2 separate regions of the Homo sapiens genome follow, and region 2 is linked to region 1. The links are chromatin loops, found by intact Hi-C in ENCODE. Cell type or tissue: CD4-positive, alpha-beta T cell. All regions are shown on one strand. Links, peaks and the distances in the headings refer to the core of each region. The heading gives the core; the rest is flanking DNA.

Evidence for each region. Peaks named below come from ENCODE experiments on the same cell type or tissue, not always from the same donor. Only the 100,000 strongest peaks of a DNase experiment are listed, where the experiment ranks them.
Region 2: it touches region 1 in a loop (8-fold over the local background); 10 of 110 quality-filtered maps call a loop at or near these places.

The regions. Positions count from the first base shown.
Region 1 is chr1:108,639,385-108,648,037 of GRCh38, forward strand. No RefSeq gene overlaps it. Among named protein-coding and RNA genes, the nearest start is that of HENMT1, 17 kb to the right of the region's middle. RefSeq lists a silencer at 3,154-3,354. In CD4-positive, alpha-beta T cell, for the core only: CTCF peaks have their summits at 4,354 (motif pointing left) and 4,554; DNase peaks (open chromatin) are centred at 1,027, 4,337, 5,677, 7,517 and 1 weaker place; H3K4me3 peaks cover 1,723 bases; H3K27ac peaks cover 4,007 bases.
Region 2 is chr1:108,587,588-108,596,240 of GRCh38, forward strand. All of the region lies in intron 1 of EEIG2 (EEIG family member 2), which reads left to right. Among named protein-coding and RNA genes, the nearest start is that of EEIG2, 32 kb to the left of the region's middle. In CD4-positive, alpha-beta T cell, for the core only: no CTCF peak of the experiment used is centred there; DNase peaks (open chromatin) are centred at 3,614 and 4,614; H3K27ac peaks cover 1,703 bases.

The sequences.
Region 1 (8,653 bases), core at 391-8,390:
TGAAATGAAAGAACCAAAATAACTTATCCCTGAGGGTTTATTTATTTATTACCAGGGAGCATGGGACAGATTTGAACGCCCCCAGTGGCGGATTTCTCTTTGAACCCTTGGGCAGCCCATGCAGTGGCATGGACCTGGGCTTTGGGTGAGACAAACCTGAGTCTGAATACAAACTCCCCTCTGAACCTGGCCTCAAACTCCTGAGCTCAAGTGATCCTCCCACTTTGGCCTCCCAAAGTGCTAGGATTGCAGGTGTGAGCCCATGCGCCTGGCCTGAACCTATTTTCTAATCTAGGATGGGCATAACACCAACACTCTTACTGGGTTGTGATGAAAGACACGGGCATTATTGTTAAGAGTATGCTACTTTCTAGGCACTCGGTGGTCCATCAAGCCAAAATTTGCCTTCGTATAGCATCTACACACATATACTAATTTCTAGTGTTGGACATACAGATGCTTATTAAATGTGCCACTATTAGCATATACCCAAAAGAAAGGAAATAAGTGTGTCCGGAATTGGTGGGTTTTTGGTTTTACTGACTTTAAGAATGAAGCCGTGGACCCTCGCGGTGAGTGTTACAGCACTTAAGGTGGCGTGTCTGGAGTTTGTCCCTTTTGATGTTTCGATGTGTTTGGAGTTTTTTCCTTTTGGTGGGTTTGTGGTTTTGTTGGCTTAGGAGTGAAGTTGTAGACCTTTGTGGTGAGTGCTACAGTTTTTAAGGCAGTACGTCTGGAGTTGTTTGTTTCTTTTGGTGGGCTTGTGGTCTTGCTGGGCTTAGGAGTGAAGCTGTAGATCTTTGCAGTCAGTGTTACAGCTCATAAAAGTAGTGTGGACCCAAAGAGTGAGCAGTAGCAAGATTTATTGTAAAGAGCAAAAGAACAAAGCTTCCACAGTGTGGAAGGGGACCCGAGGGGGTTGCCACTGCTGACTCAGGCAGCCTGCTTTTATTCTCTTATCTGGCCCCACCCACATCCTGCTGATTGGTAAAGCTGAGTGGCCTGTTAGGGCACTGATTGGTGTGTTTGCAATCCCTGAGCTAGATACAAAGGTTCACCACGTCCCCATCAGATTAGTTAGATAGGGAGTTTCCACACACAGGTTTTCCAGAGCCCCACCAGAGCAGCTAGATACAGAGTGTTGATTGGTGCATTCACAAACCTTGAGCTAAACACAGGGTGCTGATTGGTGTGTTTACAAACCTTGAGCTAGATACAGAGTGCCGATTGGTGTATTTACAATCCCTGAACTAGACATAAAAGTTCTCCACGTCCTCACCAGAGCAGCTAGATACAGAGTGTCGATTGGTGCACTCATAAACCTTGAGCTAAACACGGGGCTGATTGGTGTATTTACAATCCCTGAGCTAGATATAAAGACTCTCCACGTCCCCACCCGACTCAGGAGCCCAGCTGGCTTCACCTAGTGGATCCCGCACCGGGGCTGCAGGTGGAGCTGCCTGCCAGTCCTGCGCCGTGCGCTCCCATTCCTCAGCCCTTGGGTGGTCGATGGGACTGGGCACCGTGGAGTAGGGGGTGGTGCTCGTCGGGGAGGCTCGGGCCGCACAGGAGCCCATGGAGTGGGTGGGAGGCTCAGGCATGGCGGGCTGCAGGTCCCGAGCCCTGCCCTGCGGGAAGGCAGCTAAGGCCGGGCGAGAAATCAAGCGCAGCGCCGGTGGGCTGGCACTGCTGGGGGACTCAGTACACCCTCCGCAGCCACTGGCCCGGGTGCTAAGTCCCCCATTGCCCGGGGCCAGCAGGCTGCTCCGAGGGCGGGGCCCACCAAGCCCACGCCCACCCGGAACTCCAGCTGGCCCGCAAGCGCCGCACGCAGCCCCGGTTCCCGCTGGTGCCTCTCCCTCCACACCTCCCTGCAAGCTGAGGGAGTGGGCTCCAGCCTGGGCCAGCCCAAAAAGGGGCTCCCACAGTGCAGTGGGGGGGCTGAAGGGCTCCTCAAATGCCACCAAAGTGAGAGCCCAGGCAGGGGAGGTGCCAAGAGCAAGCGAGGGCTCTGAGGACTGCCAGCATGCTGTCACCTCTCATAAGTATATTGAAGAGATACCTGCACTTTTACATTTATTGCAGCACTATTCACAATACCCAAGGTTTGGAAGCAACCTAAGTGTCCATCAACACTTAGATGAATTCACAGAGAAAATGTGGTACATAAATGCAGTAGAGTACTATTCAGCAATAAAAAAGAATGAGATCCTGTCATTTGCAACAACATGGATGGAACTGGAGGCCATTATGTTAAGTAAAATAGGCCAGGCACAGCAAGACAAACTTCAGATGTTCTTACTTATTTGTGGGAACTAGAAATTAAAATAATTGAACTCATGGAGATAAGAGAGTAGAAGGATAGTTACCAGAGGCTGGGAAGGGTAGTTAGGGGGTAGGGTGTGGGAGGTGGGCAAAAAAAATGAATGAATAAGATGTAGTATTTGCTAGCAAAAAAGGGTAACTATAATCAAAAATAATTTAATTGTACATTTTAAGAGTATAATTGGGCCAGGCGCAGTGGCTGAAGCCTGTAATCCCAGCACTTTGGGAGGCCAAGGCAGGCGCGTCACTAGAGGTCAGGAGTTTGAGACCAGCCTGACCAACATGGTGAAACCCCATCTCTACTAAAAATACAAAAATTAGTCGGGTGTGGTGGTGCACGCCTGTAATCCCAGCTACTCAGGAGGCTGAGGCAGGAGAATCGCTTGAACCCAGGAGACGAGGTTGCAGTGAGCCGAGCTCGCACCATTGTACTCCAGCCTGGGCGACAGAGCAAGACTCCATCTCAAAAAAAAAAAAAAAGTATAATTGGATTGTTTGTAACACAAAGGATAAATGCTTGAAGTAACAGATACTGTTACTTCACATTATTAATGATAAATGTTAAAACACATTTACCCTGATGTGATTATTACACATTACATGCCTATATCAAAATATCTCATATACCCCCTATATACACCTACTATGTACCCACAAACATTTTTTCACTATTACAGTTTAAGATCATCACTTAACAAATGGTATTTATGTCACCTATATCCTCGTACAGACTGTTCTATTCCCATAGACCAGAATGTCCTCAGAGAACAAAAACAATGCCAACAGTGTCCCTCTGCTGATATTCAAATTATAATAGCAATTTAATATTAATAAAGAACTATGGTTTAATGTCAGTTTGAACCCAGCATCTTCTCTGCAGATTGTCAGGGCCTCCCTGGACAGTGCAGATTTAAAAAGGTTATATGACTAAAGAGAAAGCACCCTGCTCTTGTCAGGACAGAGTAGGGTATGGACACTCTAGGGGAAAACCTCCACACTCCTCCCCAGTACAGAGGATCACCCAGAATAACTTTGTACCAGATCACAGCAGAACCTGGCAGGACTCTGATCTGCCCCCTCAGATGCTGCCCACATCTCCAACATGGAGTTCTCAGACCCAGCCTTCTTGTTTCGACTTGGCCCACCTTTCTTCAACACCTGGTGGCTTTCTTCCTCTTTCTCTGTCTGTCCTTCCCTTTCTCTTTCACCTGTTTTCACTTCGCTTCCTGTACCTATGCATCACTTATCTGGTAGCAGCACATAATGAAATCTTTCCTTCCATTTGTATGATAGGTAGGAAATCACTGGTGGAATTAATCCAGTCCACATTATACAAAGTTTAACAGAAAATTAAGAAACCTAGGCTGGGCGCAGTGGCTCACGCCTGTAATCCCAGAACTTTGGGAGGCCGAGGTGGGTGGATCATCTGAGGTCAGGAGTTTGTGGCCAGTCTGACCAACATGGTGAAACCCCGTCTCTACTAAAAATACAAAAAATTAGCTGGGCGTGGTGGCGGGTGCCTGTAATTCCAGCTACTTGGGAGGCTGAGGCAGGAGAATCACTTGAACCCGTGAGGTGGAAGTTGCAGTGAGCTGAGATCGTGCCATTGCACTCCAGCCTGGGCGACAGAGTAAGACTCTGTCTAAAAAAAAAAAAAAAAAGAAACCTAAACAGGCATAAATTTAGACAGTCCCTGGGTCAGTGATCTCTATTCCATGTGAACCTATTTAATAGGAAATGTCAGAAAATTTCCCAAATGAATGTTTAGACCTCATTCCCATGCATTTATAACCCAGCTAGGTTGAGGTATTACCTCAACCATTTCTTAAGAAATTGACTTCACCGCAGATCTTCAAACCATTTCAACACTGTTTTTCCTTAGTGTATGCATTGCAGAAAACCTCAAACCTCTGCAGAAAGTTGGCATGCTAAGCTTTTTTGGCATCTTGTTTTTTGAATCTTATATTGGGGAACCCTTAAAGCGAGTATGTGCAGCTACTTAAAATAGGAAAAGTGTGCCACCTTCTGGCCTTGAACGTCTGTTGATTCAGTTCAAATCTACCTGTCTCAAGTGATCCTATCTGCTCCTATTTCACATATATTTCATGAAATTTAGACCAAAGGAAAAACACATTTTTTATCTTGTAATTTTTAAAATTTGAAATAATTTCAACAGACTTTGAAGCATTGCACATTTTGCTTAAAGTAAAATTGTTTCCTTTGGTGTAGGATTAATGAAAAATTCTCTAAGTACAGTTCCATGAAGATTTCTACCCAAAAGCACTGCTTGGGCAGCATGGTAAAGAACATATGTACAGGGCCAGGTGGGAAACAGCAGTGAGAACACACAGAGCCTGTTCAGTGAAAGCAAAGGCTCTGATGGGTCAAGGGTGATGTGTGGGAGCAGGGAGTCATGTTGTTGGGTAAGACAATACAATCAGATCACAGTTTAATCTGACTAATTCTAGCTTGAGTCTAGCATGCAGGATGAAGTTGAGCATGTAGAAAGAAATGAGATTGTTGCAGCAGTGGAGGCAAAAGTGTGCAGGCAGAGTACACACAATTCAGCAGGAACATTAAGAACCCAACAGAGAAATAGAGGACATGAATTGTTAACTTTCAAGATAAAAGGTATTAACACATACTGCTGGCTTCAAAAGCTTGTATTTAACATTTACTATACACATTTCCAACTTCCAGCTCCTAGCAGCTTGTTTGCTAGACCTCAGCAATATTCCCAGCTGTCCCCTTTTTCTAGATATCACCAAGGATGTGCATCATATATGTGAAAGGAAAATATCTTGGACCCCTAAAATCACTAAGCGAAAGGAAAATTCAAACTGGAAACTACTCAGGGCAAACCTAGCTCCCATTCTATTCAAAGTCATCCCTCTGCTCACTGAGGTAGATGCATATCTGACTGCCTCCTTTGGAAAAGCTTATCAGAAACTCAAAAAAATGCAACCATTTGTCTCTCCTCTACCAGTGCCCTGGAAGCTCCCTCCTTGCTTTGAGTTGTCCCCGCCTTTCTGGATGGAACCAATGTACTTCTTACATATATTGATTAATGTCTCATGTCTCCCTAAAATGTATAAAACCAAGATGTGCCCCGACCACCCTGAGTACATGTTGTCAGGACCTCCTGAGACTGTGTCATGGGAGCGTGTCCTCAACCTTGGCAAAATAAACTTTCTAAATTAGCTGAGACCTGTCTCAAATGTTCGAGGTTCACAAATATAATGATAAGCCATGTTTGCTGTAGTTAGCACCTAGCATCCTTCATGAAGGCAGAAACCCACAGTTCTCAGTCTTCAAAAGACCACATTGCCACTGCTGACACTGCTCAGTCCCTGACTTCCTGTCAACTGCTCGACACACAGTCTCCACAGGACCAGGCATAACGAGATAAAGATTTAATGTTCTTGGCACCCAAACTCTAGTTGAAGAAATTGCCTTTATTTGGAGTTCTCCCTTGATAACCGCTGGCAGAACTGAGGGCTGAGAACACTTGAAGGGAGCTGAACTGCTGGGCGTGCCGTGGGGCAGCAGGTTGGCAGTCACAGGAAAGGAGGGGAGGGGGTGGGGCAAGCGAGGGCAGCTGGGGAAGGTGAGCTGGGAGCTGCTGCCAGATGAGAAGGAGGGTAAGGTGGGATGTGTTTGAGGAGCCTCGGAGCAGCATAGAAGGGGCTGAGATTCACATCTCAGTTGTATGGAACTGAACTTGAAGGCAGGCAGTGCTGTGATAACGTAAGCTTTTAGGAAATCATAGAAGTCTCAGAGTTTTGGAGTTACCCAGACTATGGAAATAGGAGTTGGAGGCAAATTATATTCAGATCTCAAGGGCCAGGGAGGTTTCAATACCTGGTAGTGCAGATTTCGTATCTAGTCTGGGAGGTGGGCAGTGGCAGTGAGAACCTTCTCTCAAAGAAGACTGCAGATTAAACTCTGTCTCCTGCTCAGCGCACTTGTTTTCACATTGTCTGTGGTGGCTTTGACTCAAGCAGAGTTGAATAGTTGTGATAGAGACTGGATCACCTGCAAAGATTTACTGTCTAGCCCCAAAAGCACGTCTGGCAACCCCTGACCTCAAGTATTAATGAGCCTTTCAGTGTGCAAAGAAAGGCCTGTATCCAGGTTGGGGGAAAGACAAACTTCTCAAGAAGAACGTAGGTACAGAAGCCGCAGAGAGAGCGGGAAGGCCATGGGGAAGAGCAGCTCCAGCCCCCATGGCAGTCATGAGCACTTAAAATGTTTCCACATGGGGGCTCCAGTGATTAGGCTCGAACAAAGTTAACTGATTAACTTTCAAGAAAGATCAGAGAAACGGCTGGTCTTGGCTAGAAACCTTGGCTCTACCACAGAAGAGCAATGATGAGAAGGGAACTCTAGAGTGAAAACTGCAGAGGCCTAGAAAGGTGAGGACGGACAGAGGGCCTTTGAGAGCAGGAATAGGGTGGGGCTACAAATCTCTTGTTCATGTGCACCTTTGAGCATTCATGGGGGAAGTCTGATAGCAGTATTAGAAATTCAAGGAAAAAACAGCTGGTTTACCAATGTAATGTGATTAAAAGACGGTTCTCATCAGAATCCCTCAATTCTCTCCCCCCTCACCAAATCCCCTTCCCATCTGCTTAATTATTAACCCTTGGAAACTCAGCTTGAGAATTACTCCCCCCAGCCCTCTCCCAGGCACCAACTCTGCATCTCCATAGCCCCCATTCCAGACCGCTCAGGATGTCCTAGCTGTGGCACAGATGGTTATTTGCCAGTGTTCCTTCTCCCCTTGTTCCTTGGCAGACCAAGTGGACACATGACCTCCCAGAATAAAAACTGTATTTCGCAGCTGATACGGTTTGGATCTGTGTCCCCATTCAAATCTCATGTCAAACTGTAATCCCTGATATTGAAGGAGGGGCCTGCTGGGAAGTGATCATGGGGGTGGGTCCTTTGTGAATGGTTTCGCACCATCCCCTTAGTGCTGTTCTCGTGACAGAGTCCGCCCAAGACCTGCTTAAACGTGTTCAGCACCACCCCTCGCTCCGCCTTGCTCCTGTTCCCACCATGTGAGATGCCTCGCCCCGCCCCAACCCTTTGCCTTCTGCCATTACTGGAAGTTTCCTGAGGCCTCCCCAGAAGCAGAAGCTGCTATGCTTCCTGTACACTCTGTGGAACCATGAGCCAATAAACCTCTTTATTACCCAGTCTCTGCTATTTCTTTACAGCAATGCAAGAACAGACTAATATATCAGCTTCCCTTTGTGTGGCCTGAAGACCACATTCTGATCAACAGGAAGTAAGCAGTCGTGTTGCGTAACAACCCACAGCAAGCTTTACCAGACAGCTTGTGTGTGCCCTTTGTCCCTTCTCTTCTTTCTGCTGTTTCAGAATATGAAAGTAGTAGCCAGAGCTCAAATCTCTCTCTCTGTCCCTGGATGGCATACTAAGTAGCCACAACATGCAAGATGGACGTCTGGGTCCCAAAAGTGGCAGAGCTCCCATGCCTGGGGCTTACCTCTGGACTCCTGTGCCTAAGAAATGCCTCTCATTTAAACTACTGTTTTCCCCCATGAGGTGAAGCTATGTTTCTTTCTCCCATTAGTACTACCACCCCAATTCCAACCAGAGAAGTACTACCACCCCAATTCCATCCTCAGAAGAGGGTGCTCAAAAAACAATCCCAGCACTTTGGGAAGCTGAGGCAGGAGGACCACTTGAGCCCAGAAGTTCAAGACCAGTCTGGGCAACATAGTGAGACCCTATCTCTACAAATTTTTAATTAGCTGGGCATGGTGGTACATGCCAGTAGTTCAAGCTACTGGTGGGGAGGAGGTGAGGTGGGAGGATTATTTTAGCCCAGAGGCTGAGGCTACAATGAGCCATGATTGTGCCACTGCACTCCAGCCTGGGTAACAGAACAAGACCCTGTCTCAAAAAAACAACAACAACAACAACAAAACATGGACAGCAATTACATCATGAAGAGGCTTCTATGCCCTCCAACCACCTGCATTCCTGTTTTATTGATGTTCTAGGCTAAATATTACACAGGTTAGAATTTGGCATTAAGGAGATAGAGAATCCCAGAAAAATTTTAAAGCTACTCTTACCCCAAAGAAAAGGTTTTGAACACTATATTTGATAACTTTCTCTTAAATTTTTAATATCACAATTGATATGGTTTGTATTTCTGTCCTTGCCCAAATCTCATGTCAAATTGTAATCCCCAATATTGGAGGAGGGGGCTGGTGGGAGGTGATTGGGTTATGAGGGCGGATTTCCCCCTTGCTATTCTTGTTATTAAACCTGGTTGTTTAAAAGTGTGTAGACC
Region 2 (8,653 bases), core at 159-8,158, 52 kb before region 1:
CCCCTGGCAATCACTGATTCTTTTCTATCTGCACAGTTTTGCCTTTTCCAGTATGTCATAGTTCATAAGCTAATTTTAATTTCCTATATCCTTGCAGGATTTTTACCTTATCCGTAGGAAAATTTTGTGTAGCTTTCATCAGATTTCCCAGTCTATGATGTGTATTCTGAAATTTTCGGTATGAAGTCTTTCCTTCAATTAATCTAGGAATGTTTTTTTCTCCTGTTACTTCATTTTTATTGTGTCCTCTGCATCTATATTGTTCTAGAAAGTGGAGAGGTGATGCTATGTAGAATTTGCATAGTTAGAGCAAAATAAATTTTGTGAGTTTGAGTTTTTTAGGTTCCACATATAAGTGAGATTATGTGATATTTGTCTTTCTGTGCCGGGGTTATTTCACTTAGCATAATATCCTCCTGGTTCATCTATGTTGTCACAAATGGCAGGATTTCCTTCTTTTTTAAGGCTGAATAATATTCCATTTATGTATATACATCCCACATTTTCTTTATCCATTCATCTGTTGATGGACATTTACGTTGTTTCCATATTTTGTCTCTTGTGATTAATGATGAAATGAACATGGGGGTGCAGATATCTCTTCAAAAAACTAATTTAATTTCCTTTGGATATATACCCAGATGTGGAATTGCTGGGTTATATCATGGTGCTATTTTTTATTTTTTGAGGAATATCCATACTGTTTTCCAAACTGTACCAATTGGCATTCTCACCAGCGGTGTGAAAGGGTTCCCTTTTCTGCATATCCTCACCAACACTTTGTCTTTTGTCTTTTCGATAATATCCATTGTAATTGATAGGAGTGTTAACTCATTGCGGTTTTGATTTGCATTTCTCTGATGATTAATGATGTTGAGCATCTTTTCACATACTTCTTGGCCATTTGTATGTCTTCTTTTTTTATTGTAAATTGACAATTTGTAATTGTATAAGTTTATGGTATAAAAAGAGATGTCATAATTTATGAATACAATGTGGGATAAACTAGTTAATGTATTCATCACCTCAGATACTTGATGTTTTTTGTGGTAACATTTGAAATTTACTCTCTTAGTGTTTGTCTTCTTTTGAGAAATCTCTATTTGAGTCCTTAGCCTATTTTTTAATCAGGTTATTTGACTTTTTTTTTTTTTTTGCTATTGAGTTGTATGAGTTTCTTATATATTTGGGATATTAACCCCTTATCAGCTATATGGTTTGTAAGGTTTGTAAATATTTTCTCCCCTCTGTAGGGGACATACGTTTTTTTAATGAAATTTTTCATCAAGACATCTGTCAGTCACTGAATAAAAACCCTGCATGAAGCTATAAGACTTTTTGTAATATAGAAGATTATAAACAAGTATTCAGCAAATATTCATTTGAGGTCCTACTGTGTGCCAATCAGTGCTATGTTTTTATATGAAATTTCTCATTAGAACAGTTCTAGACAATGAACAGTTGTCTACTGACAAAGTTCCTTGCATTAGAGCTCACTCTTTTCTTTTTATCTCCTCATGATGGAAGAGGAGCCTCTTCTCCTGTTCAGGGCCAGTCCCCCTAATTATCACCTGGATCCCATCGTCTGGCATTCTCAGGGATGAACCTCCTCTGGCACCATTATTCATACCCTCTCAAATCTTTTCTCCTTACTGTTAGTGCTGACAGGTTCTTTACTATCAGCACTAAACCATGCTTAAGTCTCTTCTTACATGTTAAAATGAAATCCTCACTTTATGCATATCCCCATTTGGCTGCCACCCTAATTTTCTCCACTTTATTACTAAAATATTTGAAATGTCTGTGTTCCCTGTCTCTGCTCCTCATAGTAATCCGGCTTCCATCCCTCCTTTTACTGAAACTACACTTGCTAGTGTTATTAGTGAATTCTTCATTGCTAAATTTTTTTTAGCCTTTATCTTACCTGACCTCTCTGCCACATTTGATAATTCAACAATTCTTTCTTTAAAGGTTTTCCCCTTGGCTTTGGTGACAACGTAATCTCCTTTGCTTCTCCCACTGTTGACGTGTTAGCCTCCTTTGCCTGTGCCCCTTCTTCTCGTATACCCTAAGTGTTCATGTTCCTTGGAGTTCCAAACTCTGCCCTCTTCCCTTTCTCCTCTACCCACTCTCCCTGAATGGCCTTATCCATTCCCATAGCTTCAGTGACTATTTACATGCTGAGGTCTTTTGTCCTTTTTTTTTTTTTTTTTTTTTTTTTGAGACAAGATCTCAGTTTGTCACCCAGTCTGGAGTACAGTGGTGCAGTCATGGCTCACTGCAGCCTCAAACTCCCAGGCTTAAGCAGTCCTCCCACCTCAGCCTCCCAAGTAGCTAGGATTATAGGTTTGAGCCATCATGTGCAGCCTGTCATTTACATTTGTATTTTCAGCCCTGACCACCTTTGAGTTCTAGGTCTGTGTATCTGTCTGCCTCCTAGACATTTCCAAATAGGGAACCCACAGGCTCCTCAACCTCAAAATATCCAAAACTGGATTATCATTTCCCTCACTCCCTAATCCCACTAGCAAAATGAGTGAGTGAATAAATAAGAAATAAATAAAACAAAATCTTCTTGTGTCCAATTCTTTTCACCCATTTACCCAAGCCAAAAATATCTCTGATGTATGAGATGTTCATTTATCCTTAGTGTTGTGTCACAATTTTGTAGATCTGACTTATCCTTGGAGTATTAAAATACTTATTTTTGCCTCTGTTCCCACAGGTTTCTTTTTTCTCAAGAGTCTGTATCTTTTAAGAAGTAGAAATCTTCATTAATATTGAAAAAAATCTTTCCTTATAAATTTGACCATTATTTCACTCTGGTGGGCAAATTGAGGTGGACTATATACATCCTTGATAATAACTTGTAACATTTATTATTGAGATACACTGTAAGCCAGGCACTGTTCTGAACTCTTGTGTGTAATAATTCATTTGGTTTCCCCAAATTCCCATGAGTTGTAGGTATTGTTACATCCTGTTTCACAGAGGAGGAAATGCAGAATGCAGAGAGGTTAGGAACGTGTCCAGCGTGACAGTTGGCAGGGAGCAGAGGCAGGATTTGAACACAAGCAGCCTGGCTCTGGATCCTTTAAGCTCTTAACCTCTATGCAATACTATCTGGCAAACAGTTTGCATTCTTCATAGCAGTTTCTTATCACTGTTTTTTAAAAAGTTAAAAATATACTGAATTACCAAGACATGGCATAATTTTAAATGTGTACCTAGGGTATACCTATGCAAGTTATTCGAGAATAAGTAATGCATTTTGCTGGTACAGTAGTCACAAAAAAATGGATCCATAATTTTCCTTTTATTTTACTTTTATTTTTTAAAGACTTTCTAGATTTTCTTTGACTCGTTTGAAACACAAGGCCATAGCAACATTTCTTCTGAGTCCTCTGCTTATTTTATGTCAGCAGCTGTATCACTTTATCTTAGAAATACTTGGGTTTTCACAGTATCAACACAAATCATATTCTGTTGCTTTGTTTCTGGAAAGTGGTTAAGCAACTGTATAAAAGTCATAGGAAATTAATGACTCACATAACGGAAACCATTTACTAATGTGACTTTTGTCTCAGATGCCAAGTAGTCTGAGTTTGTTTCCATGGTAACCCATCAGTATAACAAATGGTCGCAAACTAACTTTGCTACTTTTTTGGTTGTTTGTTTCATTTGGACAGCTTTCTGATAGCTGTGTGTGTGCGTGTGTGTACACATTAAAGATTATCACACACAAAAAAAATCTGAGTAATTGCCTTAGTTGCACAAACAAAACCTTTTTTTAGAGAGATTGTTTGAGAATCCAAGGCTATTTTGATGTTACAAAACGATAAAGATTACTTAACATATCTTTCTACTTCAGTTCCTATTAAGAAAGGGCACACAGTCATCAATTTTTAAGCCCATACATTTAAAAAATTCATTTATAATATTTGTTTATTTGAAATGTATCAATCATAGGAGACTCTGCCAGAAACAAGGCAGAGAGAACGGGAAATGAGGACACTGTCTTGGGAGACTGAAGACTGAGTGAATGATGGAAGAAGTGGAGGCAGCCAGCTCTTTCCTGCCCCTCCCTGGGGGACAGTGCTCTAGGGTAGGGAAAAGAGGACACTGAGAAGGGAACCAAGGCAGGCCTGGTCATATGGGACACCGAGTTGCAGAGAGATTTCTAGAGGAGGTAATGACAAAACTAGATGCGTTAGAATTAAACTGGTGAGTGCGGGAAGTTGAAAGGAGAGTGGATGGAATAGAAGGGAAAGAAAAAATCATGAACAAAGGCATGCAAATGAGAAATAGTGTGAAGTAAATGGGAATGACAAACAATATAAGACAGAAAGAAAGGGTCAAGAGATAAGACTAAAGACAGACAGGGGCTTAATCATAAAGAGGCCCCATTAAGGAGGTTGAACCTAATCCTATAAGAGGAAGCAGTGAAGGATTTTAAACAGAAATGACATTATCAAGTTTGTATTTTAAAAAGAGTTCTCTGGTAGCAATGAGGAAGATAGATCTGAGCGGGGACCATTAAGGAGGCTGTTGCCATGCTTCAGGGAAGAGATATTGAGAGTCTGAATTGTGGTGGTGCTAGACACAGGAAAGGGCTTGATTTACAAATAGGAAGTAACACAGGCAAGAATTGGTAGCTGGAACCAGTCATTTGTGGCCCATGCCTGACTTCAGTTATTCATTTGGTCAACAAATCTTTATTGTTTCCTGTGTTTGGCAAATGATTAGTGTTATGCTGTACTCTTTCCCACCTTCATCATTTCTGGATTTCTTCTCCATTAAGGATTCTTTGTTTGCACATCATGAGGTAATTAATAGACAACTGCACTTCGCATGGCTCTAGTTCATCCCAACCTGATCTCTTGTCTTGGCTTATTTGACTTTCTTACTCACATAAGAACCTGTTTCAGAGTCCTAGCACATTTGTCAGTCTACTACTTGGGAGGCAGTATCTATGTGTTCGGATAGGGGCTTATTGCCCAGGAAGTGAATCAGAGCTTATTTGTGTCTTCATTGGGTGGGACTCTACGGGTCATGAAAAATATGTACAATAGGTTCCAGTGTATTTCGTCTGTATACTTAAATGAGGGGAACAGGACTCTGGGATGGACCACCTACAACAATGTGAATAACATTTGAACTTTGCAGATTTGGAAATGGTAAGACTTAGTCTATGTCAGTTAGGATTTAGTTCAGCTGCATATAACAAAATCCAAAATAAGCATTTTAAATAATAAGATTTAAGAAGTTTGGGCTGGGTGTGGTGACTTGGCCAGGCATGGTGGCTCTCGCCTGTAATCTCAGCACTTTGAGAGGCCAGGGTGGGCGGGTCACTTGAGTTTAGGAGTTTGAGATGAGCCTGGCCAACTTGGTGAAACCCCATCTCTACAAAAAATACAAAAATTAGCTAGGCATGGTGGCACACACCTGTAGTCCTAGCTACTCGGGAGGCTGAGACAGAAAAATTGCTTGAACCTGAGAGGTGGAGTTTGCAGTGAGCTGAGATCACACCACTGCACTCAGCCTGCATGACAGAGTGAGACTCTGTCTCCAAAAAAATAAAAAATAAATACATAAATAAAAGGAGTTTGGAGGGAGAAAGTCCAGGGCTACATGTTTCTTAGAGACCCACCTTCCTTCTGGCTCTGCACCATCATCACATGGCTTTTCCTGAGGGTAACCTCGAGGTCCAAAATGACTGATGAGAATCTAATCATCATCATGACAGTTTTCCAGGCAGAGGAAAGAATAAAAGGTAAAAGGGTATGTTTCAACTGTCCCTCTCTTACTCTGCCTTTCCAAAAGTTATACCCAATAACCTCCATTTATATCTCATTAGCTTATACTCCATCCCATGCCTACCCTGTAAGCTGCAAGGGAGGTCAGGAAAATGCAGTCTTTTAACTGGACATATTGCCAGTTTGAGTAAAATCAGGGTTCTCCTTTTAAGGAAGAAGAGAGACTGCATATTGGATAAGTAACTGACAGTTTTTGCCACATACGCTCCTGGGCAAACCATTTGACTAGTCAAGCTGGTAGGTTACTTACTAGCCTGCTAGGAAGTACCATGATAAACAGATGTCAGAGACCTAAAGCCTTATCTAGAGGCTAGGACTACTAGGTGGGTTCACCAGTTAACATGTTGATATATGAATCTGAGGACTAAAGAAGAAGACTTAGTTTTGTTTGTTTGTTTTGTTTTGTTTTGTTTGTTTTTTGAGATAAAGCCTCGCTCTGTTGCCCAGGCTAGTGTGCAGTGGCGCAATCTCAGCTCACTACAGCCTCAACCTCCTGGGCTCAAGCAATCCTCCCACCTCAGCTGCCCGAGAAGCTGGGACCACAGGCGTACACCACCATGCTCAACTAATTTTTATATTTTTTTTGTAGAGATGAGGTTTCACCATGTTGCCCAGGCTGGTCCCGAACTCCTGAGCTCAAGCAATCCGCTTGCCTTGGTCTCCGAAAGTGCTGGGATTACAAGCATTGAGCCACCGTGCCCAGCCTGAGGACTTAGATTTTTAAGTTCTCAGTACATGCATAATAGTTAAGTCCATCAGAGTAAAAAAAATGAGAAAGCCGCCAAGGACAGAAGCTTGGTGGACATCAACATTTTAAGGAGACAGGAGCAAGAAACTGCAAAGAAATAGTCACATAAATACCAAGGACAAGAATATTGTAAGAATGTATAAGAAGGGTCAAGTATGATACTAAAAAATTACCCTTGGATTTGACAATTAGTTACTTACTCATGAGCAGTTTCAGTGGAATTGTGCGGGGTAGAAGCCTGATTAAGAGGGACTGAAAAGTAACTGGGAGGTGAGGAGATGGAAAATGTCTATACTGTAGAGACAGTTCTTCAAATTTCAGTTCCAACCTTTCCTGCTGAGTGACCTTTGACAAGTCACATAATTTCTGTGTATCTTAGTTCCTTTATCTATAAAATGGAGTTAGTAGTACCCTCCCCATATAGTTGCTTTGAGGATTTAGTAGTTAATATGTGTAATTTTTAATATGTGTATTTATAACAATGCCTGTAATAATAATCACTCAATAAGTGCTGTCATCATTATCCTTAGTATCATCATCTTCAGGGAGCTTGGACCTGAAGGCAGAGTGATAGTAAGTAGGTGAGGACATGGAATTGTGGGAAGTGTATTTTTTCCCGTAAGATTAAAAGACATGTCCTGTATGAAAACCAGTTCTCTATCTCTATTTTACACTGTAATTCCAATTACCTGTCCATATTTATAATGCTGTGCTGAAGTTTCTTAATCTCTTGTTTTTTTCCCCAAGCCCATCAAACTTAATGTTGGCTTCCTCCACTCTCTAACTAAACTAGATTAATATTTCTGCTAATATTTCTTTCCTGCTTGTCTGGTTTGTTTCTTAAAAAAAAATTCACATACAGAGTTCACTTGATTTCTTTGGTTTTTATTACTCAGGCGAAAGCTGCCCTCCATTTGTGCAAATAATAACATATACGATTAGGCATGTAAAAGCTACTACATTATAAGGGCATTTAAAGTATTTATATATTAGTATTGCCAAGGAATTCCACTTATTTCACAAACAAATGAAATGTGACAGTCATGCTGCTGTACTTCAGCCTGGGCAGCAAAGCAAGACCCCATCTCAAAAGAAAGGAATTAAGGGAAGGAGGGATGGAGAGAGGGAGGGAAAGAATAAAGAGAAGGAAGAAGGGAGGGAGGGAGGGAAAGAATGAAGGAAGGAAGGAAGGAAAATGTAGTGGCTTTTACAGAGGGAGAGAGGGAAGGAGGGAGGGAAGGAAGGAAGGAGCGAGCTTTTACAGAGGGAGAGAGGAGGAAAGGAGGGAGGGAGGGAAGGAGGAAGGATGGAAGGAAGGGAGGGGGGAAATGTAGCAAGTTTTACATGCCTAATTGTATGGAGAAAGGGAGGGAGGGAGGAAAAAAATGTAGCTTTTACGGAGGGAGAGAGGGAGAGAGGGAGGAAAGGGAGGGTGGGAGGGAGATGTAGTAGCTTTTACATGCCAAGGGAAGGAAGGGAGGGAGGGAGGAAGATGTAATAGCTTTTACATGCTGGAAGGAGGGAGGGAGGGAAATGTAGTAGCTTTTACATGCCAAGGGAAGGAAGGGAGGGAGAGAGGGAGATGTAATAGCTTTTACATGCTGGAGGGAGAGAGGAAGGGAGGGAAATGTAGTAGCTTTTACATGCCTAATCGTATATGTTATCATTTGCACAAATGGAGGGCAGCTTTGGCCTGAGTAATAAAAACCAAAGAAATCAAGTGAACTCTGTATGTGAATGTTTCTTTTAAGAAACAAACCAGACAAGCAGGAAAGACGTATTTGCAGAAATATTAATCTAGTTTAGTTAGAGAGTGGAGGAAGCCAACATTAAGTTTGATGGGCTTGGGGAAAAAACAAGAGATTAAGAAACTTCAGCACAGCATTATAAATACAGACAGGTAATTGGAATTACAGTGTAAAATAGAGATAGTGAACAGGAAGTAAGGGAGGCAGGGATTAGGACTTTGCTTTTTAAGATACCATCCAATTTTCATGTTAGACAATAAAGAAAATTCTTAGTGGGTTTTTTTTTTTTAGCAATTAGGAAAAAAAGGCATCTAAAGTTATATACTTCTGTTCCCATTTTT